2 separate regions of the Homo sapiens genome follow, and region 1 is linked to region 2. A link is a contact called in ENCODE Hi-C or POLR2A ChIA-PET data. All regions are on one chromosome and are shown on one strand. Each heading gives the region's core, a stretch centred on a gene start or an enhancer-like site at or near the end of the contact. The rest is flanking DNA. Distances are from core to core; before and after follow the strand shown. Region 1 overlaps LEMD1 (LEM domain containing 1). Region 2 overlaps TMCC2 (transmembrane and coiled-coil domain family 2).

Region 1 (5,775 bases), core at 3,149-5,648, 110 kb after region 2:
AAATATAAATTTTTTATTATATCACTATATCACAGCATCTGATAGGGATGGGCCACCACAATGCTTCCCAAACTTTAATTTGGGTAGGAATCACCTGGGATCCTGTTGAAATGCAGATTCTGGCTCAGTAGTTGGGACGGAGCCTGAGATGCTGATACTGCTGGTTGGGAACTCACACCTTGAATGGTCAGACACAAAAGTAATTGTCTGTGCAGTCTCTTTAAACTGATTCCAGAATTCTAACATAAAAGAACTGGGAAAAGTTGAAAATAATGGAGGAAACTTTCTAGAAGTTTTATTTTTTATCATGTTTGGTTTTATTAAGAACGGAAGTATTGGTGGAGCGCAGTGGCTCACGCCTGTAAACCCAGCACTTTGGGAGGATCACATGAGCCCAGGAGTTCGGAACCAGCCTGGGCAACACGGTGAAACCCCATCTCTATAAAAAATACAAAAAAAATTAGCCAGATATGGTGGCACATGCCTGTAGTCCCAGCTACTCGGGAGGCTGAGGTGGGAGGTTCACTTGAGCCCGGGAGGTGGAGGTTGCGGTGATCCACCACACTCCAGCCTGGGTAATAGAGTGAGACCCTGTCTCAAAACAAACAAACCAAACAACACAACAGAAGTTTTCTTTTTTAAGTGCATGTGGCCACCACTGTAGGTTGGCTCTGCTTACTCCTATGACCAATCCTCTTCTCCCTCTTCTAACACAGAGGCTGCCAAGGCTCCAGCGCCCACTTTCTCAGCCTCCCTTGCTGCTCAGGATGAAATATGTAGAGCTGGAGAAGAGACATGGTTAGTCCTTACGTCCTGCCTTAAATGATGATGTGATGGCCATTATCTGGATCCTTCATGGAATTTCGGCAGTTCCAACGTGTCAGGCCAGTGTCTGGGATTCTCTCAGCCTTTCGCTTTTTCCCCTGGGAGTCGGACAGCTGCTGCAGCTCAGTCAGACCAAACCTCTCTGAATACCACCAAGAATCGGGTCAGTTTCGCATCTCCTTGATCATAATTTTTTCTGCAGCTGGTTTGTTTGAATCAGAATTATATTACATTTTTGGTCATTTTAAACAATATTGGACATCTTAAACTCTAGACTTTTTTTTGTTTTTGAGACGGAGTTTCAAAAAACTCAGGCTGTAGTGCAATGGCATGATCTTGGCTCACCGCAACCTCCACCTCTCGGGTTCAAGTGATTCTCCTGCCTCAGCCTCCCGAGTAGCTGGGATTACAGGCATGTGCCACCACGCCTGGCTAATTTTGTATTTTTAGTAGAGACACGGTTTGTCCATGTTGGTCAGGCTGGTCTTGAACTTCCAACCTCAGGTGATCCTCCCACCTAGGCCTCCCAAAGTGCTGGAATTACAGGGTTGAGCCACAGCGCCTGGCCCTAGACTTCTTTTTATGAGATAAAAATAAATCTCTGTTTAAGCCAGTCTTACTAGAGTTTTATGATCCTTGCATTCAAACTGTAATACAGTATGCAGTTTTTCAAAAATTTCTTCTTCTTTTTTTGTTTTATAGGCAGGATCTTGCTATGTTGTCCAGGCTGGTCTCAAACCCCTGGCCTCAAGCGATCCTCCCACCTCAGCCTCCCAAAGTGCTGGGATTACAAGCATGAGCCACCACATCCAGACAGAATGCAATTTTTAAAAATTAATATTTATATTCTCTCATTAGCAAACTGATACACACTACTTACAGAAATCTTTAAAAATATTTAAAAAGTAGAAATAGGGGGAAAAATTAGAGCTCCAGTCACCGAAGTACTCTTAACATTTTGACATATTTTCTTCCAGTGTTGTGCAGTTGTGATAATATGGTACAACAAATTTGTGTCCTTTTTTGTTTACCATTAAAATGAGCACCTTAAGAATTTCTTTTTGGAATGATGAAAATATTCTAAAATTTATTGCGGGAATGATTGCATAACCCTATGAATATACTAAAAATCATTGAACTGTAACCCTCAGTAGGTGAATTATATGGCATATAAATTATTTATCTCTCTCTCTACATATATATATTTTAAGAGATAGGGCCCAGGCTGGAGTGAAGTAGTGTGATCACAACTCACTGCAGCCTTGAACTCCTGGACTCAAGCAATTCCCCTATCTCAGCCTTCCACAATAAAGCTATTTTTTAAAAAAATTTTTAAATAAGCATTTTCAGGCTGGGCATGGTGGCTCATGCCTGTAATCCCAGCACTTTGGGAGGCCGAGGCAGGTGGATCATGAGCCCGGGCTGTTGCCCAGGCTGAAGTGCAGTGGCACGATCTCTGCTTACTGCAACCTCTGCCTCCTGGGTTCAAGTGATTCTCCTGACTCAGCCTCCCGAGTAGCTGGGACTACAGGCATGCGCCACCACACCCGGCTAATTTTTTGTATTTTTAGTAGAGACAAGGTTTCGCCATGTTGGCCAGGCTGGTCTTGAACTCCCGACCTCAAGTGATCCACCCACTTCGGCCTCCCAAAGTGCTGGGATTACAGGCGTGAGCCACCATGCCCAGCCTTTGGTGCTTTTTTGTACCTAGAATTAGCTCCTCCCATATTGTGCCAAAGTGTAACATTGCTTAAGCATTTATTGAGTGCTTGCTACAAGTCAGGTGTGGACCACACTAAGTCCACTACTCACATTATTTCCTCAAATTCTTCATCACCCTAAGAGGCCTATTCTACCCCTATTTTTGAAAGCTGAAATTGAAACTCCAGGAGGACAACTAACTCACCCAAGGTCACAGGGCCGATAAAGAGAGGAGCCGGGTGCCTACACAGCTCTGCCTGGTCCCTGAGGCCATGGTTATTACATTCCTTTGTCAGATGGTAATTTTTTAGAACCTTGCTAAGTTTCAAAGGCAAAAATGCTATCCTGTTCTAAATTGTTTTCATGGTGTTGGACATTTCTTTGTGTTTACTAAACTAGACACATTCTTCTGCTGTAAATTAGCTGTTTCCCAGAATTGGCTATACAATTGGAGGAGTGAATAAAATGCGACCTATGGCTTGTCACCATACTTAGAAAGAAAAACGCCAGACAGTTTCCTTGTTTGACGCCTGCTCAAATATGGAAGCACCTTTAATGAGAGTTGACATGACTTGGGGGATTTCCTAACCATCATGCTCTTAACACAGGTGCCTGGTTAGGCAGGTTCCTTCCACCTGGCTGAGCCCAGACACCGATCTGTGAGAGCAGCACAGTGCAAGGGAAGGCTCCCTGCAAGGGAGGGCTGCAGGCTAGGCTGGCCCTTCAGGGTAGTGTTTTGGTTCTTTCCTGAAGCAGGAGGCCTCGCTTGGAGCATTGCTTTGCTCCTAAATTACTTAACCAAACAGCGACTTATTTTCCACAGTCAGGTAGACAAACACCACAATGATGAAAATACCAAGCACAGCAAGCTTCAAGCCCACTGGGAAACCTTCTTCTCTCCAGCTCTCGATAGTCTGGTCTTCCGCGCAGTAGTCTCTCTCTTTGGTGATAGTCCCATATGTGATTCTGGTGCTTGGTGCTCTTGCAGCCCACCTGTGAAAACATCAGTGGCTCTTAGGATTGTGGACAGCTGTGGTGCACTTGAGTAGCCCCTTAAAGTGTGTGGGTCTTGAAGCCCAAGGGTGCAGTCATGGTGGGGCTTTAGAGGTAGCCTCTCCTTACTAAAAACCTAGGCTAATTTCTTTTTTTTTCTTTTAAGACAGGATCTTGTTCTGTTGTCCAGGCTGGAGTGCAGTGGTACAATCACAGCTCACTGCAGCCTTAACCTCCTGGGCTCAAGACATCCTCCCACGTCTGCCTCTCGAGTAGCTCGGACCACAGGTACATGCCACCACCCCCAGCTAATTAAAAAAAAAAATTTCGTAGGCCAGGTGTGGTGGTTCACACCTGTAATTCCAGCACTTTGGGAGGCCAAGGCAGGCAGACTGCTTGAGCCCAGGAGTTCGAAACCCTGTCTCTACAAAAAATATAAAAATTAGCTGGGCATGGAGGCTGAGATGGGAGAATCAGTTGAGCCGAGGAGTTTGAGGCTGCAGTGTACTATGATTGTGCCACTGCACTCCAGCCTGGGTGGCAGAATGAGACCCTGTCTCCAAAAAAATTAAAAAATAAATTTTTTTGTAGAGACGAGGGCTCACCATGTTGCCCAGGCTGGTCTCAAACTCCTGGGCTCAAGGGATCCTCCCACCTCAGCCTCCCAAAGTGCTGGGATTACAGGCGTGAGCCACTGTGCCCAGTCTCTAATTTCAACAAGTGATACTAACAGCGTATTGGGGGATATGAGGTCTCTCAAATCCCACAAAACATTTCTTCATTGTTTCCACCCACTTGTGTATCACTTCTCAATGCCGGCATAAAGCCTGACTTGGCACAGGCCTTGCAGATCCCCAAGTCCTCGCTGGGAAATTGTATAAGTGGATGGGAAGCCTCAGTACTCAGGCCCCCTCCTTCCTCCCTTCTCAAGTACAAACACCACCTTTCAGGGTGGAGAGGAAAAGCGCCTTTGCAATCTGCTTATTTTGCACTTAAAAAGGCAAGAGTACTTTCTGAAATTTTTTTGCAAGAGCCTTATGTTTCCACTAGCCTAATTCTGCAAAACCTGCTGAAGTTTATTCAGAAGTTAGGAAACTCTCCAGAAAGCTTTACTTTCTGACTAATACAATTGCCTGTCTTGAGCTTTTATTTGAACTACTTACTCTTTTTATTCGTTTTTAAAAATTGATACATAATAGATTTACATATTTGAGGGTATATGTAATTTTATATTACATACATATTTTTTTGAGACAGGGTCTCACTCTGTTGCCCAGGCTGGAATGCAGTGGCGTGATCATAGCTCACTGCATTGCAGCCTTGAACTCCTGGGCTCAACTAATCCTTCTGCGTCAGCCTCCCAGGTAACTGGGACTGTAGGCACATACCACCATGCCTGGCTAATTTTTAAATTTTTCTGTAGAGACAGGATCTCACTATTTTGCTTAAGCTGATCTCAAACTCCTGGCCTCAAGTGATCCTCCTACCTCAGCCTCCCAAAATGCTGGGATTACAGGCATGAGCCACTGTGCCCAGCCAACATGTGCTATTCTGATACCTTCATATAATGTGTAAAGATCAAATCAGGGTAATTAGGATATCCACCACCTTAAATATTTATCTTCTCTTTATGCTAGGAATGTTTAAATTATTCTCTTCTAGCTATTTTGAAGTGTTCAATAGGTTATTGTTAACTAAAGCCACTCTTCTGACCTATTGAACCCTAGGTCTTATTTATCCTATTTAACTGTGTATTTATATCCTTTTTTTTTTTTCTTTTTTCTTTTTTTTTTTTGAGGCAGAGTCTCGCTCTGTCACCCAGGCTGGAGTGCAGTGGCATGATCTCGGCTCACAGCAAGCTCCGCCTCCCTGGTTCAAGCAATTCCCCTGCCTCAGCCTCCCGAGTAGCTGGGATTACAGGCGCATGCCACCACGTCTGGCTAATTTTTTTGTGTTTTTAGTAGAGATGGGGTTTCACCATGTTGGCCAGACTGGTCTCGAACTCCTGACCTCAGGCAATCCATCTGCCTCAGCCTCCCAAAGTGCTGGGATTACAGGCAAGAGCCACCGCACCCGGCCTTATATCCTTTACATTTTTTTTTTTTTTTTTGCCTCTTGCCCACCTTCCAAGGCACAAATAGAAAGAAATGTTTCCAAATGGCTACACATCAGGAGACTTGGGCTGTGATCTCAGTCCACTGCGACTTTTGCCCTGTCTTCCCAGTTCTCCCGGGCCTATTTCCTTATCTCTAAATA
Region 2 (5,873 bases), core at 2,833-5,332:
AGCTGGCCAGCATGGAGGAGAAGGTGGCCTACCAGTCCTATGAGAGGGCACGGGACATCCAGGTATGGCCAGGGCAACCTTGGGAGGCCCCAGATGTGCTGGTAGAGCTGGCAGCAGCCAGAGGGTTAGGGTTCTTGTCACGTGGGGCATGATAGACACAGGCTGGCCTGTTGGCCGGGGCCGATAGGCACATGGATGAAGAGGGCAGCGTAGCGGGAGCGGAGTGGAGTGAGCAAGACAGGCCTGAGGCTGACAGCGTGCACTGTGCAGAGGCAAGCCCACAGGGCAGAGGCCACCATGCCCCCCACCTCTTTGATGGCAGCTTCGCAAATGAGTATTTGGAGTTTCCAGGCTCCAGCCTGCCTCAAGAGGGAGCCAGCTGGGATTGGGCCAGCTCTTTTCCTTCCCTAGTAATCAAGACTCTCATTTCCTAGCATCCTCCCCAAAGAGTCATCCTTAAAGGTCTCTGACCCCAGTTGCAGCTGGTCAACCTCCACTCCTCCTGGCCTTTGGAGAGGAGACTTCGTTATAGGCACCTTCTCAGTGGGGTAGGTAGGTTTTCAGCCTAGGGGTCCTGCCCATCCTGAGCGCACACATGCCAGCCCCTCTGCCCCTGCAGGAGGCCGTGGAGTCCTGCCTGACCCGGGTCACCAAGCTGGAGCTGCAGCAGCAACAGCAGCAGGTGGTACAGCTGGAGGGCGTGGAGAATGCCAACGCGCGGGCGCTGCTGGGCAAGTTCATCAACGTGATCCTGGCGCTCATGGCCGTGCTGCTGGTGTTCGTGTCCACCATCGCCAACTTCATCACGCCCCTCATGAAGACACGCCTGCGCATCACCAGCACCACCCTCCTGGTCCTCGTCCTGTTCCTCCTCTGGAAGCACTGGGACTCCCTCACCTACCTCCTGGAGCACGTGTTGCTGCCCAGCTGAGTGGCCAGCCACACCAACCCTGTGCTCTCTGGCCCCCAGCTGGCCACACTTCTCCAGGAGGGACCCTTGGACTTCTTTGTGTGTCCAGTTTGGCCTCCTGCCCAAACTGTCCATTCCAGCAGCTCCTGCCCCCTTCTCTGTACTTGCTTCTGTCTGACACCTTCTCCCTGTTGGCCTGAAGGGAGCTTAGAATGCAGCCCTACCTGGAGATAGTGCGGGCACCTGTGGCCAAGTGGAGCAGAGGTGGACATGGGGTTGGATTGTTTTGATTATTTATAGTTACACAAGGACTTCTCCCAGCTGACCCTCAGGATGCCCCAAGTCAGGAAGACCATTAAGAATAGGAGGAGAGGGCTCTGCCTCAACTTTCCTAGGAAAGAGCCCACCTCGGAGATAGCTACGGTTTTCTCTGGTGGAGATGGTGAGGATGAAGGCTGGAGAGTGAGGGAGGAGGCTCTGCTGGCCGCAGAGAACACAGGGATGGGAGGGTCCCTAGCCTTCGGGCACCTCCAGGGCCAGAGAGCAGGCTCAGAGCAGCTAGTGTGGAGCTCAGCATCCCCACCCCACCCCTCCTCCCTGTAGAGCTGATTTGAGGCCTCCTTCTGGGGCTGGGCTCTGCAGGCCAGGTGGGTGTGGCCTGTGTTTTCCCTTCTGTTCTTTCTGCCTGTACTGGATCTGTTATTTTCAGGGAAACAGGCCCCAGGGCCCCCCTGAGCCTCACCCTAAGCCCTTAGGCCTCTGAGAGTGCTGTTGGGTTCTATTTATTTATTTATTTGTTCCTTTGTTCCCTACCCGTGCCCCCAGTGTCTTCCCTGCTGAGTACCAGGAGAGGTCCTGCCCCATCCTCTCTCTGAAGCCAGGGCCCTTCCATTCCATTTAGCCTTTGGATCATCCTGGCTGGGAGAAGTGGGACCGAGCCACCCAGCCCCACTATCCCCAAGCAGCCCTACAGCCGGGATGGGAGGCACGTGGCCTCTCTTTTATCCGTCTATTTATTTTGTAAGTGTATTCGTGTGGAGGAGGTTGTTGCTTTATTTTTTTAAGGCTCTGGAGTGTTGTGTATGGTTTCTTTTCACATCCCAGCCTCCCATGGGCACTTCTAAGAAGAGAGGGGATTTCTTGGAAAAGGAGAGAGGAATCCCCTAGAGCAGGGAAAGCAGTGCCTGCCAGCTGTTGTGCACCTTCCTGAGAAATAAATATCCTCTAAATTTTCAAACCATCCTGTCTGGTGTTGGTTGATTAGGTTGTGTCTGTGGGAACCACCACGTCTCTCCCCACACCCAAGCATTCTGGGTAACACAGGCTAGGCCTCTCCTGTTGACCTGAGGCCCTCTTCCTCCAGAATCCGACAAGGAACAAGGCATGGCCTAAGCGGTATGATAGAAGGGATGATATCCACCCCATCCAGGCCTCTTAGAGTCCAGGCAAAGGCAATTAGGAGAGAGATTTCCATAGCTCGGAGCAGGTGAGCCACCAGCGGCCTGAATGGCAGCAGCCATACCCAAGTGAGGCCACGAGAGGGCAGCAGAGTCCTTACGCTAACACTTTCTCCCGGTGCAGCCCCAAAGAAGGCAGCTGCTGGAGTTAGCTTGGTTTTCTCAGAGCCGTCAGCCAGAGCACAGAGCACCTGCTCTCCAGGTGCTGGAGCATGGGCTTGAGTGTAGTGACCAGGCCCTCTGTGGCTGCAGCACCCACTCCCGGCAGTTCACACAGATGGGCACCCTAGATGGCACTGCACTCCCAGCAGTAACCCTGTGGGGGTTTAGGAGAGGCCACCTGAATCTCCCTGCTGGGATGAAAAGATGCTGACTTCCAGCATCTGGAACAGGAGGGATGGTGGGAAATGCACCCACCCCAGAGACCTGGGTCCTGGCCCATAGTGAGTAGATGGCAGCCAACTCACATCTCTCTGCACCTCAGTCTCCACATCAGCGGTAGAGGATGTGCAGCAGCTCACTTCGAAGGGCTTGGACATTCTGCAGTTCTGTGGGTCTGACAAATCAGAAGTTGCCGCTGTACTTGTGGCCTCAGGCTTGAGGAGACAACAAGAGTCAGAGACAGTGCTGTCACCAGATTGGAGAGAAGGCTGTGCTGGTGCCACGGGGGGTGGCATTGGTGGCTCATCCTCACCCTCTGCACAATGTAAGAGTTTCACTAGGTGACCTTGCCGGGGCCTTCCAACAGTGTCATTCCTGGACCCTACACTCACCTCCCTTGGGGGCCACAGGTGTCCTAGAGCCCACATTCCTGGGCCCCAGGTGGGGGGTGGCTGCCCCAGGCTGCAGACATTTCCCACATTCCTCCCCAAGGTCAGGTGCCTTCCCTGAATTAAATGTCACTGCCAACAACAGCCCACACTGAAAGGGAGGAGGAAAAAGGGAGGGAGGGTGGCGGCCATGCTCAGCTGATCCTGAGACTGACAGCGAACAGAGGAGGTGGGGGAAGACCAGCCCCAGCTACACAGGGTCATCTGCAAAAAGGACAGAACACCAGCCTGTGTTTGCCTTATCATGACAACGTGTCTAATAAAGCCCTGCCTGTCTGGGACTCTGATGGTCACTGATGCTTCCTTGTTTGTGTTTGAGCCTTCTCGCCCTTTAGAAAAAAGGGGGTGCGGCCCGGCATGATGGCTTACGCCTGTAATCCCAACACTTTGGGAGGCCAAGGTGGGTGGATCACCGGAGGTCAGAAGTTCGAGACCAGCCTGACCAACATGGTGAAACCCCATCTCTACTTAAAATACAAAATTAGCCGGGCGTGGTGGCACATGCCTATAATCCCAGCTACTTGGGATGCTGAGGCAGGAGAATCACTTGAACCTGGGAGGCGGAGGTTGCAGTGAGCCAAGAGTGTGCCATTGCACTCCAGCCTGGGCGACAAGAGTGAAACTCTGTCTCAAATAAAAAAACAAAAAAAAAGAAGGAAAAAAGGGAGTGCATTGCCCCCACTTCAACCTGGCCTCCTTTGCTGGGGACCGTTCTTCAGAATGCAGGGCCAACAGGCAGGTCCTTCCCAGAGCATCTGTCATGCAGGTCCCAGCCCCTCACCTGAGGGTCCGGAGGTCTCAGCCAGGCTGGTATGCTCCCCTCAGCCTGGGTCCACTACAGAGGGAGTAGCTAAGAATTCATGTTGAAGTTGGCACGTTACTGCTCCAGCAGCACTGAGCAGGCAGGTGGCATGTTTACCATGCCCGTGCAGAGCTGGCACTCCCTGCCAACCTCATCAAAACTGTAGGGCTACAACAGGTGCAGCCCTGGCAAACAGCAAAGCAGGCAGACAGCACAGGCCAGCAGGAGGTGACTTAACCCCTGCCAGCACAGGTTACTCTGGAGTGGTTCTGAGCTATGGAGGGAGGGAAGGGAGGAGGAAAGACTTGGGGCCACAGGGTGGGAGAGGAGGGGAGCTGCAGCCTGGGCACCTGGAGGGATCTTCATGGCAGGTTCAATTTCCCTTTCAAAGCCAGGGCCCTTAAGTCAAGTCTGGATCCCAATATTAAGGAGCCAGCAGACCTAGGCTCAAACCCCAGTGCTGCCACTCACCTTGGACAGGGTTCCAGCTGCTCTCAGCCCAATCTCCTCATCTTCCAGGAGGAATGGAGATGACATGGCACTGGCTCACAGGCTTGGGTGCAGGAGACTTGACATTCTGCAGGTCAAGACTTAAGCACAAGGCCTAGAATATGATGGATTAACCCGAGACTGGACTTATTACTGCTCCTCTTTCCTGAGCCTGTAAGATATTAAGATGCAGAAGAACTCTTCAGGGAAGTCTAAGGCCGACCCCACAGGAACATACAAGGCCAAGGGTGGCTAAGTGAGCCTCAGCCTCTGATTCTGGAAAACCTAATAGAGGTCCTTAGGGTTCCTCTTCCCTGGGAACCCAGAGCCTGCTTATTCCCAGCAGCCTCTCCCCTCGGTCTGGTAGACAAAGCTGGTCCAGTCCCAAGAGGCCAAGCCCCAGCTTGAGAGAGGACTGGATTCAGCCTATTTGACCCAAGATGGCTGCCAACACCCCAGCTCCACAAGTGTATCAGTCTGTGGGTCCCTCCCGCCTCCAGCCCATGGTCCTGGGTGTGGGGTCTAGGAAGGAGAGCAGGAATCAAGATGCCTGCTTTTGAGTTGAGACTGTGGAGGTTGTGGGCCTCAGTTTCCCCAGCTGAAACATGGGGATAATCATATCCGTGCTGCCCAACTGTTAGGACACCGGTGAGGCTCGTAGGTGTCAGCTATGAGTGCCTGCCCCATGACACCCCAGGATCTCACTCTAGGGGAATGACCTGTTAGAATGCTGCCAGCCATCTGGGGCCCCCAGGGAGGGCTTTGATCTGCCCAGGGACAGGGCTGGGCAGGGCTTGGGAAAGCAGCCAGCAGTGACCCATGGGCCTGACGGCTTGCAGCCAAACTCCAGATGCAGATGGAAGGAGGAAGCTTGGTCCCCACTAGGCTGCGGGGAGGCATGTGGGGAAGGAGGGGAGGCTGAGACTTGTCCCAGCACATTTGGGCCTGCTGGCAGGTCCTGAGTCACTCAGCCAGAAGAGCAGTCGGGGTGGTGACAGCAGCGATGCCCGCCAGACACAGGGCCTCCCAGGAGAGCACTCCCGCCTTGGTCCCCCCATACCCCAAGGCTCGACTGTCCGGATGAAGCATCCTGGGCCCAGCGGTGCCACCTCAGCCATGCGCCTGCCTCCAGGCAGCCATCCACTAAGCTGGCTCTGATTCCAAAAGCCCCAGAGGTGATCCTGAGAGGTCTGGGTGCCCAGTCTCGGCGCCCTGCCAGCCTCAGCTGAAGGTTCTCTTGTTGCCCTTACTGTGTTTTTTTGTTTTGTTTTGTTTTTAAGTGAAACAAATTATTTCAGTTTAATTTTCTCAGCATGTATCTGGCATTAAGTAGTTGTTATAATTTTTTTTCCATAGGTTATTGGGGAACAGGTGGTGTTTGGTTA

The links. A loop is a pair of places that touch in the nucleus more often than their neighbours do. ChIA-PET counts read pairs that join two places held with the same protein, here RNA polymerase II (POLR2A). Pooled maps may share reads with other maps.
Region 1: a map of endothelial cell of hepatic sinusoid shows a loop between it and region 2 (6-fold over the local background). The contact joins two enhancer-like sites. A Hi-C loop is called at or near these places in 2 of 168 maps with a recorded cell type or tissue (PC-9 and endothelial cell of hepatic sinusoid) and 6 of 50 pooled maps. POLR2A ChIA-PET finds 5 or more read pairs at or near these places in 2 of 52 experiments (A673 and AG04450).

Annotation. Positions count from the first base shown.
Region 1 is chr1:205,378,338-205,384,112 of GRCh38, forward strand. LEMD1 (LEM domain containing 1) reads right to left here. Exons shown (of 6, transcript NM_001199050.2): 6 at 3,041-3,519. The coding sequence ends at 3,321. It overlaps LEMD1-AS1 (LEMD1 antisense RNA 1), which reads left to right. Exons shown (of 4, transcript NR_038425.1): 2 at 717-988; 3 at 3,690-3,807. It overlaps LOC105371698 (a long non-coding RNA gene), which reads right to left and starts at 313. Exons shown (of 3, transcript XR_922462.2): 1 at 95-313. Within about 2 kb of position 4,399, at least 2 of the 41 ENCODE cell types and tissues checked have a DNase peak (open chromatin) inside an H3K27ac peak, as active enhancers do.
Region 2 is chr1:205,271,194-205,277,066 of GRCh38, forward strand. TMCC2 (transmembrane and coiled-coil domain family 2) reads left to right here. Exons shown (of 5, transcript NM_014858.4): 4 at 1-62; 5 at 620-2,150. The coding sequence ends at 931. Among named protein-coding and RNA genes, the nearest start is that of TMCC2-AS1, 37 kb to the left of the region's middle. RefSeq lists enhancers at 520-664, 2,867-3,448, 3,449-4,031, 4,640-5,299, a cis regulatory region at 592 and a silencer at 2,328-2,622. Within about 2 kb of position 4,083, at least 11 of the 41 ENCODE cell types and tissues checked have a DNase peak (open chromatin) inside an H3K27ac peak, as active enhancers do.